Regions from separate parts of the Mus musculus genome. Here all the other regions are linked to region 2. Evidence: chromatin loops called from intact Hi-C (ENCODE). Cell type or tissue: left cerebral cortex. All regions are shown on one strand. Links, peaks and the distances in the headings refer to the core of each region. The heading gives the core; the rest is flanking DNA. Region 1 has its middle 62 kb from the start of Sorcs3. Region 2 overlaps Cfap58 (cilia and flagella associated protein 58). Region 3 overlaps Sorcs3 (sortilin-related VPS10 domain containing receptor 3).

Region 1 (6,007 bases), core at 533-5,532, 150 kb before region 2:
TCCTCCAAATCCAACATAGGACTCACTTTTTGTGTGGCTCCCCCGGATGCCCTCAGTATCATCAAAGCACAATCTCTAGCTGTGGTTGTTCTAACCGTACCTCAGCAGATGAAAAACACCAATGGGAGCCTGTAGCAGCCCCAGGAGAGGAGGCAAGAAGCTTAGACTATAATTTCCGATGCTGGAGTCAGGCCTGTGCCACCAACCTACATGATTAAACTAACTTATTGCTCTAGGAGTATTCAAAGCCCATGTCCACCAGGGGCTTTGATTATATCTCTTACCCTGAACGTGAGCCCCAGACCAGCAGAACGGAGGACATCCACCAAGGACAGAGAATCAGGTTCCCGTGAGATAAGCTCAAGAAAGTCCAAAGTCTCCCTGCCCCTCACGTAGGATTTGCAGCGAGGCTGCTTTAATGCCCCACTAACCTTGCCTGGCCCCTGACTTTCTTTACAGAATTCTTCAGTCTGAAATAGAGCAATTCCACTGCCTTGAAGCGCTGAAGGTCCCCTACAAATACAAGACACAGAGCTAGGTGTACTCCTGAACTTCCTGTTCTCAGGCCTCCGATGTTCCGCGTCCTGTCATTCTAAAGGTACAATGCTCTTTGTATCTGCCTGGGTTCCAAGATCAGCTCCATCCTTGGACTTCAAGTTTGCCAGAGACAAGTGACCCTCATGTTCTACATCTGCCCCATGGGCTGTCCAAAATGAATCGGGTTCAGACCCTGACTTCTTGCTCTCATACTTGATTATTCTAGAAGTGGACAGAAAAGGGTCCTGGCTAGCGCTGTGAGGAAGGACCAAGGAAGCATCCCCCAGACTCTTGTTCTCTGAGCCTCCACCACATGTTGTATGGAACCTACATGAACTGATAGAAGTGTATAATTTTTTTCCATCCCTAAGAATCCACTGTTTAGTTGGGAAAATGGGGCTTATTTGGTTAGAGCAGTTTCTAGCAGGGGCACATGGAAGGTAATCTGTGAGGGATCATGGAAGGAAGGAGGGCTCAGACACCTCAACTGATCCATACCAAGCAGATGCCTGAGGGGGCTCTGAGTGAGCCCAGCCTTCTTTCTCTGCAATGGAGTTGGGTCAGGGAAGAAACAGAGAGGCAGCTTAGAGATAGATACCTGGACCACACAGACCCAAGTTAATCCCCAGTTCTACTACTTTGAAATGATGTCACCTGCTCCTCTCTTAGCCTTACTCTTGCAATCTGTGAGCTGGGAAGGATAACATCTGAAATAGAGGGCTGACAAGGGTTAAGAGACCACGCCCATCTGTTACATCCTTTGCTATGACAAAACACCCGACAGACAACTTAAGAAAAGGAGGGTTTATTTGGGCTCAAAGTTCAAGGTCGCAGTCTATCACAGCAAGGACAACCTGCAGGCAGGAGCATGGAGCAGCTGGGCAGGCAGCATCTTCAACCAGGTTCCTTTAGGAGATGAAGGCTGCTGCTAAGCCTATGTTTTCCATTTTACTTGGCCTGCGAACCCCAGGCTATGGTATGGAATAGGTCTACATTTAGGGTCTATCCACCACAGCCTAATCTACAAAACCTCTCACACATCTGACATGGTCTTTGTTCTCAAGGTGAGTATATACATCTTGCGAAACCAGCAACCAAGATAAACCCTCCCAATATGGAAGTATCAGATTTATACCTCTGGCCTGGCTGCTCCCTAGAACACGAGTGTATAAGTTCAGGTGCCCACTGGGCTTCTCCAAGTAGAGTTCATATTACTGAAATTCCACCAAAGCTAAAAGAGTGGGAACCCTCCCCATCACCCCACAGTGCTACCCAACAACTATTCCCAATAACATTAGCACCATGCAGCTAAACCTGGGTCATTTTCCATCTCATACTACTGGTATAAACCCACTGGTAGTTAGCCAGCTTAGCTAAGCCCATACCTTACATTCATCCCTCCCTCTCTCCTCTCTCTCTCTCCCCTCTCTCTCTCTCCTCTCTCTCTCTCTCTGTCCTCTCCTTTCTCTCTCCTCTCTCTCCCCTCTCTCTCTCCTCTCTCTCTCCTCTCTCTCCTCTTTCTCCTCTCTCTCCTCTCTTTCTCTCCTCTCTCTCTCCTCTCTCTCCTCTCTCCCTCCTCTCTCCCTCCTCTCTCTCTCCTCTCTCTCTCCTCTCCTCTTCTCTCTCTCTCTCTCTCTCTCTCTCTCTCTCTCTCTCTCTCTCTCTCTCTCTCTCTCTCTCTGCCACCCCAGTCTCTGTGGGCTCTGCAACAGCAACTGTTGGGATACTGTAAGATTGATGACCCACCCCCCCCATGGCCCATGGTGTAAGGAAGGGAACACACACTCTTTCCTTGTATGATCTTCATTCCACTGAGGTCCTCCTGAGCATCGTCCAGATTTGATGTTCTGTCTCCACTCTGCGTATGACTTGCTGGCATACCCTAGTTTGCCTTTTTCCTTTGCGTCTTAAGGAAAGGGTCAACATTCACAGGGTGACGAAGCTCCTTTTTAAAGGGGAGGGAGTATTTATTATCTCTAAGGTCTTCCCTCCTCCTGAGTCACACAAGTGTCTCCTTTTCATTGTGAATTTCCTTACAAGCCAGAAGAAAAAGCCAGAAACCCAGCACAGAGAAGGAACAGAAACCCTTTGGTGCCCCCTTGTGCTCACATCTAGCCAGCCAGCAGAGAAAGGCCTTGGAGAAATGAATGCTTGTTTTGAACTCTGGAACCTAGAAGGCAGCTCTCAGACTCTGCCAAGGAGAGTCTGAAGTACTAGGTGCCAGTCTTAAGGACAGATACAGACCCACCCCCTGCAGAGAAGGATTTCTGGTTAAAATCCTTACTCTTCAATTTCTCTAAGTCTTAGATTTCCACTGGTTAAAATGGGTTCTTGCCCGACCATCCCACTGCAGTGTGGCAGAATAGAGTGAAAGACATAAGGACCTTTGGATGCTTTAGAAAAAGGAAAGAAAAACAGAAACATCTATTATAAAGGTGTGCTGACACAGGCCTGCATTGCCAGCAGCTGGGAGGCTGAGGGAGGAGGACGGCAAGCTTGAGGCCAGTCAGGGATGCACCAGGAAAACCTGTCTCAGGAGAGGCAAAAAAAAAAAAAAAGAAAAGAAAAAAAAGTTAAAAGGAGAGTTAGAGGAGGAGAGAAGGAGGAGAGAGGATAAGGAGGAGAAAGGGGGAGAGGAAAGAGAAAGGAAAGAGAAAGGAAAGGAGGGAAGGAGAGAGCATGAGGAGGGGAAGAAGGGAGGGAGAGACTAAGGGAGTTAGAGACGGGATCTTGGTTGTGTCTGTAATTGCTTCTGCCCTGATTCCTTGCCTAGTCATCCAAACTTGTGTAATCACAGAATGAGTCAGGCAAGATGGCAGCAAGGATACATTTGAGATACTTTGTATCTGACAAGGAGGCCCCCATATGTCACTCATTGTCGTACCAAAAAAAATGTACTGGAGAAAATGTCAATGACAAAATGCTGCAAGTGGTGAGGCAGAATGGTGGGGGTGTTGGCATCCCCCATCCCCCACTCCCACCCCTACCCCCAACCCCAACCCAGGGGAACTGGAAGGCAGAGGCTGGGAACTGCACTGCAAAGGGAGAGGAGCTGGGTTGGAAGTCGAGGGTCTAGGATTAAGAGAATTAGTCCTAATCTTGCCTTTATAGCCCTGAACCTATTACAGCATCCGTGAATGAATGAGTTAACAGGGGAGCTGGCGGCCTTTAGTTTCAGTAAATGTTTGCAGTCCTGGCACTTCCCACTCAGATGCAGCTTGTTTGCCATCTTCACCCCAGCCTGGGGACCTTGCCCCTGTCCCCTGTGAGTCTTGGCTCTTCTCTGTTATTAGGCAGAGTATAAAACTGAACATGGATAATTCTATCAGGTAGTTCGTAGGCATCACCACAAGACCAATTATGTAAAGACTTCTATGGGGTTCCAGCCACGTACTAAGAATCAGTCTTTTTAAAGGTCCTGGCTCATTCTGTGTGCTTGGGGTGAAGAAGGGGGGGGGCTCTGATCTGAGCTGCCCTTTGCCCAGACAGCATGGATTATGTACTATGTATGAACAAAGCCAAAGAAAGCTTCAGTGTTGTTGCCCACAGATTCTCAGGCCCAGCCAAAAAGAACTGGGATGTGAAGCCCAGAGTATTAGAGTGCCCTGTTCTCACCTTCACAGACACCTGGCTTGTTAGTAGCCGAAAAGGGAGTTGGACCCCAAGGAGTTAGATACACCTTGGCCAGGGTGAGCAACGAAGACATTTAGGAGCCGACTCTTATCCAATGCCATGCCATTAGCACATATTTCAAAGTGGCTTTTCCAGTGCAGGCTCACCTGGAGGAGGCAGGGGCTGGGTGGAGATATCTACCTTTCAAAATACCGGGCTTTTGACTCAAGCAGTCAGACATTCAAGAGCCTGCTGCCTTGCATACAGAACCCACTATTCATTTTAAATTATGTTTTCAAAAGCCACTCTTATATTTCATACACAGCACACGAACCTAAATTCAATCTGCCACATTGTAAGTTCTTGCTTTTAATTTAAGGCCTCCAGGCTTCAACTAATTTAAGGGACAATCTGGTGATGAAAAGAAGACCATATTCTTAACAAAAACGTCGTTAGCATAAGGCAATGCTTCCCAAATTTCAATACAAATTGAGACTTCCTGAATTTTACCTATGCCTTGGGATCCTTTAAGCTAGGCATCTGAGCATGGAAAAGAATACAGTTTTTCCTCTGATAATGAGACCTGACTGTGCCCATCTCATCCGGTCTCCACCAAGCCCTTTGTACATTTAACGTCTCTGTGCTCTTAACCATTGCATAGATGCCTTTGAAACCACAGAATAAACATGAGCTCCATCCTTCACGTTGCCATGTTCAAAGAGTGATCTGACCGTGGTCCTGCCAGCTCTGGGACATTGCAGCACACATCAGTTTCATCAACCAGCTCCAAGCAGAGATCAGAAGTCCCACCCAGCTCAGTGTGCCAGTAGGTTAGCTGTGACAGACAGGAGCATCTGCAGACCAGAGCTTTGTGTCTGGTGGCTCTGTGTTTCAAGGCTCATTGCAGACAGGACTGGCTGATGAGCATCGGGAACTGGAGGCCCTGGCTCAAAGTGAAAAAGGGTAGATTGGCATCTATCTTTACGACATCAGTGCATCTGAGCAGGTGCTCTGAGATCCACACTGTGGTGCCCTATAGTGGTCATGGCCGAAGTAAGTTGCGGCCCCTGGCACTGATTTTTCAATACCTTATCTCTGGGATCTGTTGCAAAAACAGATTCAGCCATTCACTTGTAGAATGGCTTGTTTTTAAAAACCTAACTCCCACATTCTTCACACCCTTCACCTCCATCCTTAAAGAGTGCTTGTAGCCTTTCGCACATCCACTTTGGCACCTCTGTGGCTATTGATCTTGTTCATCTCACGTTTAGGCAGTCATGATGGTAAGATTTTATGGGCATAACTTTTGACACCAGGAGAGGACACAATCTCACGGCAAACCACCTGATATTCTGGCTCTTACAGTCTCTCTGCCCTCTCTTCTGCCATGCTCTCTGAGCCTTAGGTTCAAGAGCTGCTTTGTAGATGTAGCCACTAGGACTGGGATCCACAACTCTGTATTTGATTGGTTACAGTTTTCTGTAATGGTCTCCATCTGTTGCCAACAGAAGTTTCCTTGATGAGGGGTGAAGACTACATTTATCTGCTCATATAAAGATAAATGTTTTGAATGTTGTCAGGGATTGTGCTGGTTTCGTCAGGTGGTGGTTGTAGGTTCTTCTCCAAGCTCCCATGATTTCACCGGCCCTGGGAAGCTGACAGATTTCCAGTACCAGGCACAGGTTCCCTCTTGTTGAGTGGGTCTTAAGTCCAATTAAAGAGCTGTTGGTTACTGCCAGGCTCTGCATGCCACTAAGGAACCCTTAGCCTTATCACGCCGTGGTGCTGATCATTGTGGTTTGTAGATAAGATAGCTGGGTAGGACTGTTGCTTGCTTCCCTCCTTTAGAAACTTGCAC
Region 2 (6,007 bases), core at 354-5,353:
ATTCTGGGACTCAAAAAAAAAGCGCAACCACAAATCTTCGAAATTGTAAAGAATTTCTCCTGTAAGTGCTGAGAACTTTTCTAATCGGTTAATGAAACACATAAAGCTAAGAGAATGGCCAATCCTTGGAGCACTTCCTGCTTTGCCAGCGTATCACGGCTTGTCGTCTGTGGATACATGACTGCTAAGAGGAACTTTATAGCAGCCAATCATAAAAGACTAAATAAGGGATTTCTCAAAAAAAAAAGTGAGACTTTGAAAATCTATAAGAACTGCTTGCTGACAGACAGCAGTATTATTAATAAAATTATCAATGTTAATGATGTCATTGTTAATGATAACTGAATGCTCTTCTCAACTTGGATGTAGACAATTATTATTATTGCTTCAGATTTACAGATGGGGAAGAGAAGAGTTGAAACTTTTATATTAGTTTTCTGTTGGCTATGACCATGACCAACTTAAAGAAGGAAGAGTTTATTTGGGCTTATAGCTCTAGAAGGATAAGAGTCTATAATGACTGGCAGGCATGTCAGGCAAGAAACAGGCTTGGAGACAGGCTCAGGGAACAGGAAGATCGCATCTTCACCTGCAAACACAGAGTGGAGAAAGAAAACCGGAAGTGGGATGAAGCTGCGGGCTCTCAAAGCCCGCCTCCTGTGACATACTTCCTCCGGCAAGGCTGTGCCTCTTAAACCTCTCGCTCCTAACAGTGCTGCCAACTGAAAGCCAAGTGTTCACATGCCTGAGCCTCTGGGGGGACATTTCTCACTCAAACCAACACAGTTCCTATTGACGACCAGATATCAAACTACATACCAAAAATAATCTGACATATTGACCTCTGGTGTTTATAAAACATTAGATACTCTATAAACAAAGTAGCCCATATTTTTACCACAAAGCAGTCTGTCTGTGGTTTGCTCAAATGTCAAAATCCAAAGGTAAACTGTGTTTGAAGGAGTGAGCAGTGACATATGGCAGTCATTCCTCGAGGGGACACTCACTAAGAGGCCTGGAATTGAGAGGCCACAGGAGGACAGGGGTGAGGGTCTGGGTTTGTGTAAACTGGAAAGTCGTGACTGAGACCCCCTTCATATAAGAGTCACAAAAAAAGCAAAAAGATAGAAATAAATTCCCCACCTTAGCCAGGAAACCCACTGGGAAATCCATATCTCTTGAGCTCTCCTTGGAAAAAAATATAGTTCCTCTGGGAATGGAGATCTACCAACCTCCTGTCACATGTCTAGGATCCCAACGTGTGTTAAATGGTCCAAAGAGCCCCAAGTTAGGAGCTTGGCATAAAGATAACACTCTAAGCAAGCAACATGGCCTAGGGAACCCAACGGAAACAGATTTAGGTGCATAGATCCCCAAACAAATGACCCGAGATCCACTGTGGATCCTACGGTAGGAGGAGAAAACTCCCTACTGTCCTGTGACTGCCATACAACGTTATAGAATGCTTGTCTGCAGTCCGATATACATGATCCATACACGCACATGCACACAGACAGACTGACTGACTGATGAAAAAGAGCATTAGCCAAAACATAAACAGGGCCAGATTTTTTTTTAAAAAACAAGGGATTTTCCCAAAATACAAAGAAACCCCAAAATTCAAAAATATAAATATATCATTTTAAAGAACGCTGCTGATAGAGCTATATTAATACTAGATGAATTTTTAGCATTCTTGTGAGAGTTTCCATATAATATTGAAGAAATAATTCCCCCAGAGAAGAATGAAAATTCTACCCTTTTGCTCACCTCATGATCATACCAAAAATGTATTGGAAGCTAAAAATAAATAAATAAATAACACAATAGTAAGCCGTCAAACTGGGCAAGACAGCGTGCACCTTTAATCCCAGCACTGGAGAGGCAGAAGTGGATGGCAGAGGCAGGTGGATCTCTGTGGGTTTAGAGCATATAAAACGCTTGTATCTTTTTCTAACCCCAGGGATCAGTTAATTCTACAAGATCGCTTATGCTCAAAGCCAGTATTGGATTCTAAAGAGTATATCTACTGCAGTCCTCAGTGAAAAGGAAAAGATCCGAAGGAACGTTTAACCCAGATATGCATGGAATCTGAAGCCCTTCAGAGTCCACTTTCATCCTCCTGAGAGGAGAAGTGGGGATCCTTCTGACTTCTTCTCCATGGAGGAGTAATTCTTAAAGAAGACAAGCTCTGCAACTAAATAGAAGCACCGTGCGTAGCAAGACCCGTGGGGAGCAACCCAAGTGTTACTTAAAACATACTTCATGGGCTCAGATGCTTGTATTAGAAAATGAAGGGGCTGTGGGTAGTTCAGTGACAGGATTCTTTTCTCAGATACGCACGGTTCAGTCCTCAACACCGAGAAAGAAAGGAGGTGAAACGAAAAGAGAGGAGAGAGAAGAAGAGAGAGAAGAAGAAGGGAGGGGAGGGGGGAGGGGAAGGGGGAGGGGAGGGGGAGGGGGAGGGGGGAGGGGGAGGGGGGAGGGGAAGGGGGAGGGGAGAGGAGGGGAGGGGGAGGGGAGGGGAGGGGGAGGGGAGGGGAGGGGAGAAGAACAGGAAAACCCAAAGCGTGAGAAGGAAAGAAATAACAAAGATAAATGCCTGGAGCTGGAGAGATTGCTCAGTAGTTAGAAACACCTACTGCTCTTGCAGAGGACCAAGGGTTGGTTCCCAGCTGCCACGTCAGGGGGCTAACAGCTGCCTGTAACTCCAGTTCTGGGGGATCAGAGCCTTCTGGTCCCCACAGGTTCCTGAACTCATGTGGTGCACATAAATACACACAGGTACACACGTATACACATTTTCTTAGTTATGGCACCAAATACAATATAGGACAAACTCTCTAAAAAATACAAAATAAATGATTTTTTAAAAACTGAGTTTTGATACAACATAAGGTTTGATTCTCTTTATATTTTACAAAGTGGCACCAGTACCAAAATAGCACCAGTGACAAGAGAGTGAGGCCAACCCACACTTATGGGTTCTGCGAGCTCGAGTCCCAGGCCTTCGCTCCCAGCTGCCTGGCCTTGGGATGGCGCACTATAATGACATTTTAAAATCACATTTCACACTCGGGTGAGTCCCTAGTGCCTGTGCTCTAACTGGCTACCTTTGCAAGACCCACCAGGTTAGGTAAGTCCCCTTAATGAGGAGTGACAATGCTATCTCTGCTTTATAGAAAGAGAAACCAATGTTTGAAAAAAAAAAAAAAAGTCTGTGATTCTCCCCCAACTATTGAACCATCAACTATTGATGACGAGTGCTTCCTCACTCCAAAACCTGCCTTCCTGCCATCCTGCTCATCTCTGAGAGAGGAGGAAAATGCAATGCCTACTACAGGCGGGGATGTCTGCGTTGCTCTGTGGTACACTGTCCAGCCATCATTAGGGAAAACATGTCTAAGGTCAAACACAGAGTAGAAGAGGGGGGGTAAGGCTCCTCTTGCACATGAGTGGAAGTTCCTACCCCCACTAATGGTCACCCAATAGTTAATGTGGCAGGCTGTGGAATAGATACGTCCTGTGGACTGAGTGAAATGCTGAGGTCTTTCAATGCCTCCAACCATGAATTTTCATGCGTTCCATTGTTGTCTTTAACGTAGACTGAGAACCTCAGGTGCAGAGAACTCAGAATCAAATAGCTGCAAGCCAGCCGAAGCAGAAAGCCAATTCAGGCCACCTGGTGCCAGCCTGGCCTCCTTCTTGAATTCCCAGGCCCCAGCTACAGCAGTGACTGATTAAATGGCGGGATTTGCTTCCCAGAGTTCTCAAAGCTAGCATGGGGAGATGATAGCTCAGTGGGTAAGATCTCTTCCCACCCAAGTGTGAGGACCTAGGTTTGACTCCTCGGTACCCATGTAAAACCCAGGCAAGGCTATGCATGCCTGCAACCCGGCACTGGGAGGGTTAAAGTGAGCTGATACTGGGGGCTTATAGGCCAGCTGGTCTAGTCAGAGAGGCTCGATTAAGATTTACTGAGAAAACCTGCTTGTGGAGACTATGATGGGTGCCTATAAGATGCCCAGCATCCGCCTCTAGCCTTCCCATGACTGTGCCCTCGTGTGCCCATACCTCATCTCAGTGCCTACCCACCCCCACATCCTCAAACACGTCTCTCCATTTCGCTCCCACAGATCCTCCCGTGGACAGATCATGAGTGCACTATACGAAAGCTGTTTTCAAGATTGAAATCACAGCACTTCACAGCACATGAAGATAGGGAGAAAAGCAGTTAAAATAATTTGACAAATAGAACCGTAGGAAAAGTGAGGGGAAGAAAAAAAAAAAAAGTTCACGTTACCCGACTGCGGTAAGTCTAGCCTTGAACTTAATTTCCTGGGATTCTTGAAATATCGGTGATCGCAGAGTAAAAGAACAATTCGTTAGGCTGTTTGTTCTCCGTGTGTGAGTCGCTGTTGCCATCTACAGTTTAAGACGGGGCTTGCAACACTACAAGTCACCAATTCTAAGGCTCCTGGAGACCGCCATGCTTGCCCGGGGAGCCCAGGCCCAGAGACTGTTACCTGAAGAAGCAGCTCTTTTTCCACCACCTCTTCCGTCTTGCTGATGAGTCGCTTCTGCAGGGTGTGGATTTTCTGGATCAGCTCGAAGGTGCTAGGGTCGCTGGCCTGTCCCAGGAGAACAGCGGGAAGATAGCATCAGTTTCAAAGCACCATGGTCCGTGTGCAAATAATGATTCTTTGATTCAAATGCCTTTCCCGCATGAAGACCTAGTACATAGAGAATTAAATCCAAAGAGAAGAGGCATAGCAAACGACACAGCCACAAAGCTCCCCAGGGCAGACCACTGTCTCCCACAGTCGTCACCGCAGCTCTGATTCACTGATGGAAAGTGAGCGTGTTTGTTCCATCAGAAAGAACGGTCCTAGTCATCATGCAACCATGCGTGATGCTTGGTGCTTTCCGTGTGATATCACATTTTACATCACATGACAGCAGTGAGACCACGTCAGCCTTCCCCTTTTACAGACAGGAGAACCCGGGAGCCGAGAAGCCAATTGCAATGGCTGGGGAGAGTCTAAGCTGGATTGGAGATGTGCCCTGCTGCCAAGGCTGTGGTTTTCATTATGGTTCTCTGGGCTTTCCCTCCCATCTCCAGTTTCCATAGGAATAGCTTCCTGAATCCACTCAGCCTTGGAATGCCCCTCTAGTCATTGTCAACCGGAAGGTTCAACACAGCATACCACGGGGAAGGGTTCCACGGTGGGGCATCTGCGAACAGGAGGTAGGAGAGCAGGGCTATGGTGGTTAGCAATGAAATGGAACCACCAACCTGAATAGCTCTAATGTTCCTTCAGTAGCTGTGTGCACTCTACTCAGAGAAGAGCTACGGGTGTAAGTGGATCGTTTGTCCTCCGGACTTGGAGCCAAAGCTTTGCTTTCAGCCACATTGACACTTTGAGTTAATCTAGCAACTGGATACTTTCAACTACCTCCTTCATTTAAAAAAAAAAATAGAAATCGACAAGGAGTTGGAAATTTCCAAGATCTACGTGCTAGCATATGGGATAAAGTCATGTGATGGAAAGCAGGTGCAAGACTTTCACTCCACCTCCCAGGTAGATGCACGTTAGCACCAGGTTAGGAAGCTGTACCACTCTGGGCACAGAAGAGGAACAAAGAGGCTATTTCCATGGCTCCAACTCTGCTTACACAGCACCAGCTGATGCCCGTATAGCTGGGCAGGATTTGGCACGAATTCACTTGGCAGCCCTGGGTGTTGTTAAAATTCAGGCCTTGTGTTTACACAACTTTAAATGCATTATCTTTAATAGTTTCTTCATTAAAAGTAAATAAAAATGAAATCCTATTTGGGTGGTTTTCCACTTTTACCCTGAACTTTCTTGTGCTATAGACTTATATATCTCAGCGTTGTAATTGGTCAGTTACCCAGTCTCTTTCTGATACCCATGATGCTATGTACAACTAAAGGAGAGGTCCATCCTTGTCTTGACCAAGCAGACTTTGTCTGTCACTGTTGTCT
Region 3 (6,007 bases), core at 595-5,594, 390 kb before region 2:
ACTGCTGAAGTGTTTTAAAATCCCTTACATTAGAGGAAGACAAATTTAGTGTCATCATAGGCAGTGCTAGATCTTGTGAAGACCTGTCCTTTTCCATCTCCTATGGAAGCCAGCATTCTGCTAGCTGCCAGGCCAAGAAACTTATCTAGACTGCTAAAATAATGTAGGCCTGAGCCTTGTCTTTATATAACTCCTAAAAGAGAGGAGGAACCTCAAGCAGCTTAGAGCATGAGATTTAGTAGCCCTCTCTCGTGTAGACTAGGACACATAATCTATCTGTATTGATTCACTATCATATATTTGATCCTATCTCCTTGTCCTTTCCTTCTCCAAGAATCCATGGTCACAGTCCTGAGAATCTATCTTCTACAAAATATCTCTGAAGAAATAGGTTCTTCATGTATCTTAGCTACAGCAAGAGCTCATACCAGGGATACTTAAGAAGAAGAAGAAAAGAGAGAAAACAAAATCAGGCCTTCCTTCATGTTGACACAGGGTTCCGACCAACTCCCTCTATGATGCAAAGCTCACAAGGTGTGCTTCAAATTACAGACACCTCAGATCTAAGAGCGCATCTCAGATCTATTCCGCACCACTAGGTGCGGAAGCAGAGGAGAGGACAGGTCAAAATCCTGCTTCGGAGGAAGGAGACGATCAGATGTGGAGACAAAATGAAGGGCTAAGTTCAAAGGGAAACAATGACACTGAGCCTTGTGCCAGGCTGACAGAGTACCCCCCAAGGAATTCAGGACATCTTCCCTTCACCTTGAGAATAAGTGACCTTTGTTTAGGTTACTTCACTCAAACAAGCTTGGACATCTACTATGTACCCAGCTTGGCTCCAAAGCTTTGATAGGTTAGACATGTTTCTTCCTTCACAGAGACCCTCTGCCATGTGAAGGATGGACAGGTAAGAAGTAGGTCGGTTGGTGATATCCAAACCCATGCTTTATTTTCCCCCACCAAAGGCTCTTACTGTACTAAAAATCATTAGCAATTCCTCCAAACCTTGAGGTTCAGTGCTACCTCCTATGCCAAAACAGAAGAGAAAAGAAAGGCCTAAGAGCACTGTCTCTGCCTGGTAACGCCTGATCGTCCTGGGTGAATGTAGGAGACCTCATGGCAGAGCTCTGCTGTGTTGGAAGGGCATCTACAATGAACCGCTTGCTTTAGAACCCTGGGACCTCTCTGCCTCACAGAGGCATGGTGGCAGCAGATTTGATCTTCACCTGTTCAGGTTTCCTTGGCTTTACCAATATGCACATAGAAGACAAACAACATCACCCCACTTGACCCCAAAAATGTGTACATAGGCACATCTCCACACCACACACTGCCTGCCAGTACCCAGACATCCTCTGTTCCCGCAGTAACACAATCCTCATCACCCTAACCCACACTGATCGTGACATCTGTGGCTCACCATATTCCCTGGTGTCTCCCATCCTATGCCCCTATCCTTTGGGGGGGGGGGGGGTGGCACATACTTTATTACCATTCTAAGAGTTTCCAGTACACTAAGAAAATAGAAAGAACTTTATTAGTAGTAAGGTATCTTATAAATTTGACCTCAACACATCTTGTACTGGGAGCGGGTAGTAGGAACATCCTTCCCTTTGAAACCAGATGACATCTTTGTGGCTGCCTCAATAAAGAGTATAGGGAGGCATTAAAATCTAAAAGAGTACAATAGAAGACCAGAGAGTACCACCAATGCTGTAAAGCCACAGGGGAAATATTAAGGGCATCTGTACTCTTGATATTGCTATTTAAGTCACAAGATCAAGACGGAGTTCAAGTCATTAACTTCGAACATTTTCTGTCAAGCTACCTAATAAATTGTTCTTTTTATTTCAGCCCTACTCATGTTCCTGTCACACTGGAAAAATTGCCCCCAACCTTTTAAGCCCCAAATTAAAATTACTTCTTCCAACAAGACCATCCCACTTCTTGTCAGAGATTCTCTTGTTCCTTTGTGTGAGAATCAGGGTACTCTAACACTGTAACTTCCTCTCGCAGTATAACATAAATGTGTATTTTCTCACAATATCCTGAGATATCTGACAGAAGTTTTGAGTTTCTTGATTTTTTTCCATTGGTAAATAAACAAATATAACCCTGTCTGGTAATAATGGATGTCTACAAACATTTGCTTATATGTAAACATGCATAAGATTCTAGCTAATAATAATAATAATAATAATAATAATAATAATAATAATAATAATAGTGGCAGTAAGCTAGAAGTCACCGATTATCTCATTTAAACCTGCAGCTGTCTGATGATGTGTGACATCGCTACTCCCTTTTCTTTCAGGTATGAAACAGAACCTAAAAGAATTAAGTAAGGAAAATCTCATGATATGTAAATAGCAACTCATAATATATTCTTGCTTCAAACGATCAGACTGATTCTTCCCACGGTTTCAAATTTCACCTCCTTCTTGATTAGAAGCTATCAATTAACTCCACATTTTCAGCACCAATGAAGTTACCATGGCAGCTGAGGTACCTGCGAGAACTTCACCTGGAATCTCAAGGCCAACTTCAAAGTGAACCCAACAAAATCCTCAAGGACCACAGATTCAAACTCAAGGCAACATCCTATTCTAAACACAGCACTTAAGGAAGACACAAGAAACCATGGCCTAGGCAACCTCAGCTCCCTGGGGAGGAGGGCCCTGACATTTCGGGCTCCCTGCCTGCTTTTCCATGCTTCTAAAACCTGAATCCCTTGGGGTTGGAATCATAGTTTCTTCTTCCTCCTGACTACCTAACCTGACAGGCCTGGAGGGGGCTAGTTTTTCTCCTAAATTTAGAGCTTTGACTCAAAAGAGTAGGCTCCACATGAGTAGGGGGTGGATATGGGACACACCTGCTGTCCACTCTCCAGTGTACTGATGTGGGGAGTATGGGGTGCAATTCAGTGCCAAGAAAAAACCTAAGCCCAAAATTACCAAAGGAGTAGTCAAGCAGCAAGCATTTTCAAGGGATTTAAAATGTGCCAACATTTTTTAGGTGCTGCCGATATAAAGGAGGAGCTGTGGGGCACTTACTCAGAGAGGTGAACAAACATGAGAATGTGGGCAGGTGAAGGAGAGTCAGGAAGAGAAAGAGACAGTGGGTGCAGAGAGATATGTATGAGAGGAAAATAAGTAGATATGTAGATAGGTGGATTGATGATAGTTCAATAGAGTAGATGGATAGATAGATAGATAGATAGATAGATAACAGAGAAATGGATGACAAACAAGCAGATGGCTTAGAAGAATGCTGTGGTAAGCATCCCTTGATATAGTTTATGAACCACTTCAGAAATAAATCTTTTTCTAAATTATGTTTAAATGCAGATTCTAGTTGCCACTGCTCATGAATTGATTGAAGGTACTGGAGGCCTGGCTAGCTAAGCAATCTGCATTCTATAAGCCAACAAGAAGTACAGTACTTTGAAATTATCAAGTCAGAGTCTTGCAGATCCACAAATCTTAACTATAACAAGTGTGTTCCCCTAGCTGTCTTACCAATCACATCTCTATCAATAATTATCCCAAAGCTACTAACCTTTCCAGTTTTCACTAATTTTATCCCCAGCTTTGGTGTATATTTCTACACAGACACTAAATTCAGATTTAGTTTTATTTCCTTTTGTTTTAAGCATATCACCCAAAGCAACTGTGTAAACAACAACCAGTGAAAAGCATCGTCTCTTGAGCTGTGAACACCTGACTGACTAAGGCAGACTGATATCGTGATGGCTCCTGAATCACAACTTGGAAGCCAGGGTTGTTCAATGTTCAAACCTCAGTAAAATTCCAAATGAACACTCATCATTGGTCAAGGTGAGAACTATCACTACATCACACTGGTGGGTATCAAAGGCATCTTGAGTTAGGCTCTTTCTGTAGATGACAAGAGCCTCAGAGACCAACATAAGCCAGAGAGTATAGGGATGCATGGATTCGAGTCCATACAGGCAAGAGGTCATATAGGATTCAAAGATAAGGCAACCATTGTGACTTTGGATGGGACAATCACAGGGACTGGAGTTGAAGGCCCAGCTTTCTGCAGTTTGAGAGAAAACTTTACCTTCATCTACCATCCAGGTCAACAGGGAAATCCTTGGGTGCTGCCTATATGTAGCAGATGGCTTGCTCACCAGGGTATTGTGCTAACTCCCAATCTCCTAGACCCAGAAAGAGATTCCCTGTAGACTTCATTTAGATCAGATGCTCATTGCTGGCTAGATAAGAATGGGCTGAAAGAATAGGTCCTGTTTATATCTAAGCACAGTAACATAAATACATGGGGTGGAGGAAGACATAGGACAGCCATGTGTGGACAACCAATACAGTAGACATCCTAAGTGTCCATGAACACACAAGTGAAACTGTGTAAACACTGTGTATATGTCCGGGTAGACAGAGCAACCTAAATTCTCCAAATATGCTGAATTACTCAAGATAGTACAACAGATGCCCTAATCAATGAAATGAAAAATGTCAATGGAAACAGGAAGGGGAGGCACCAAGGGTATTATGGACTGGAAAGCTCAAGGCAAGCTTTAGGGGGTAGAAAGAACCTCACAGAGTGCAAGACTTAGCATGAAGAATGGCGTGGGCATCGGGGTCAAGCAGAGCTGGGTTCCACAGGCAAGATGCCCATCATCTTCAGTGCCCTTTTGTCTGCCCTTGCTTCCTCCTTCAAAGGAAGAAGGAAAGAAAGAGAAGAAGTGGAGGAAGGAAAAGTCCTGAGCGCTGCTGCTGGAAGCTGCACACAGACAGGGTGAGCATAGCCCCTCACCTAGAAGCCACACTTTACTTACTGAAGAGGAAACTCCTGGTACAGAGCAATTCTTCCCCTTGGCTAGGTCTTGCCTGGAGCATGCTTGGAAATGTGGACCCTTCAAAGTTCTGCCCACCTGATTTCAGGGAGCTGAAGATACTGAGGCTAGCTGAAGTTCAAGACAGAGCCAACTTATTTTGGGCTTGTGAAGCAGGATACATGCTACTCCACAACAGAGATAGAGCTAAGCACACAAGGACCTTAAAGTCTGGGCAAGAAGGCAGCTGTGTGCCTAGGCTAGAGCCCAGGTCTTGCCTCTAACTCTGGCAGCTGTGTTCTCTGCAACTGGGCCTGGGCCACGTGTCGTTCCTCAAGGCTCTACTAAGGTGTGGGTAGTACCAAGGGTACTTCCTTTACATAGGCCTGAGCTACACCACCCCACTGCACAGTGCCTGCAAAGAAAGCCAGAGATAAAGATGGCATCCTGGGTAGTCTGTCTTTTTTTACAGAAGCCCAGCAATTCAATTAATCAGAAACTTCTGGGTCCCTCCAGAAATTAATGCACAGGGGCAGGGTAGACAACCTTCCGAAAACACTAGTGATACAAACATGGGATGAGGGCTGAGGCACCTCTAGGGTAAGAGGCCTAGCCTCACTGCCAGGGCTCGGTGTACCACACACCCATTGCTCAGCAGACCCAAGGGCTGGCCTTGTTAGCATTGGGAAACTTCTCTAGTGGTCTCTAACTAACAGAATCCCAAGTGACACGAAGTGCGATTTGACCAGGATCCTACTCAATATGACATGACACAGACTTTGAGCTACCTCCTTGTGCTCCTGCAGTGACTCACCTTTCAGCTTTCTCCTACACTGATATCCACCACCGGGTAGCTCAGGCATGCCTGGGTAAGGCAGTGCCTTCACCTGATGGAAGATGATACTGTCAGGACACGGGATGGACCTTAACCTCCTGGGCTCCTCGCCTTGAAGGAGAAACAGAACACACCTAAGATGAGCAGGAGTGCCCACGGGGGCCCAGTGATCACGATCCATGGGCTGAGCAAGCATGGGAGTCAGGCAACAAAGGACTGATGTGATCCGACATACTAATTAAACAAGAAGGAATACTCCCCGGAAACTAAATACGAAGTGGTCAGGGGAAAACAAAACCTGTAAATGACATCAAGGAGCCTTTGGCTGAGATTCCCGCACATAGCTCTGTGAT

The links. Peaks named below come from ENCODE experiments on the same cell type or tissue, not always from the same donor. Only the 100,000 strongest peaks of a DNase experiment are listed, where the experiment ranks them.
Region 1: it touches region 2 in a loop (2.2-fold over the local background); 2 of 42 quality-filtered maps call a loop at or near these places.
Region 3: it touches region 2 in a loop (2.4-fold over the local background); 7 of 42 quality-filtered maps call a loop at or near these places.

The regions. Positions count from the first base shown.
Region 1 is chr19:48,140,965-48,146,971 of GRCm38, reverse strand. No RefSeq gene overlaps it. Among named protein-coding and RNA genes, the nearest start is that of Sorcs3, 62 kb to the left of the region's middle. In left cerebral cortex, for the core only: a CTCF peak has its summit at 2,639 (motif pointing left); DNase peaks (open chromatin) are centred at 2,629 and 3,341.
Region 2 is chr19:47,987,089-47,993,095 of GRCm38, reverse strand. Cfap58 (cilia and flagella associated protein 58) reads right to left here. Exons shown (of 18, transcript NM_001163267.1): 15 at 4,527-4,631. Among named protein-coding and RNA genes, the nearest start is that of Cfap58, 52 kb to the right of the region's middle. In left cerebral cortex, for the core only: a CTCF peak has its summit at 4,433; DNase peaks (open chromatin) are centred at 2,987 and 4,426.
Region 3 is chr19:48,378,283-48,384,289 of GRCm38, reverse strand. The region is part of intron 1 of Sorcs3 (sortilin-related VPS10 domain containing receptor 3); the gene reads right to left. Among named protein-coding and RNA genes, the nearest start is that of Sorcs3, 180 kb to the right of the region's middle. In left cerebral cortex, for the core only: no CTCF peak of the experiment used is centred there; a DNase peak (open chromatin) is centred at 2,896.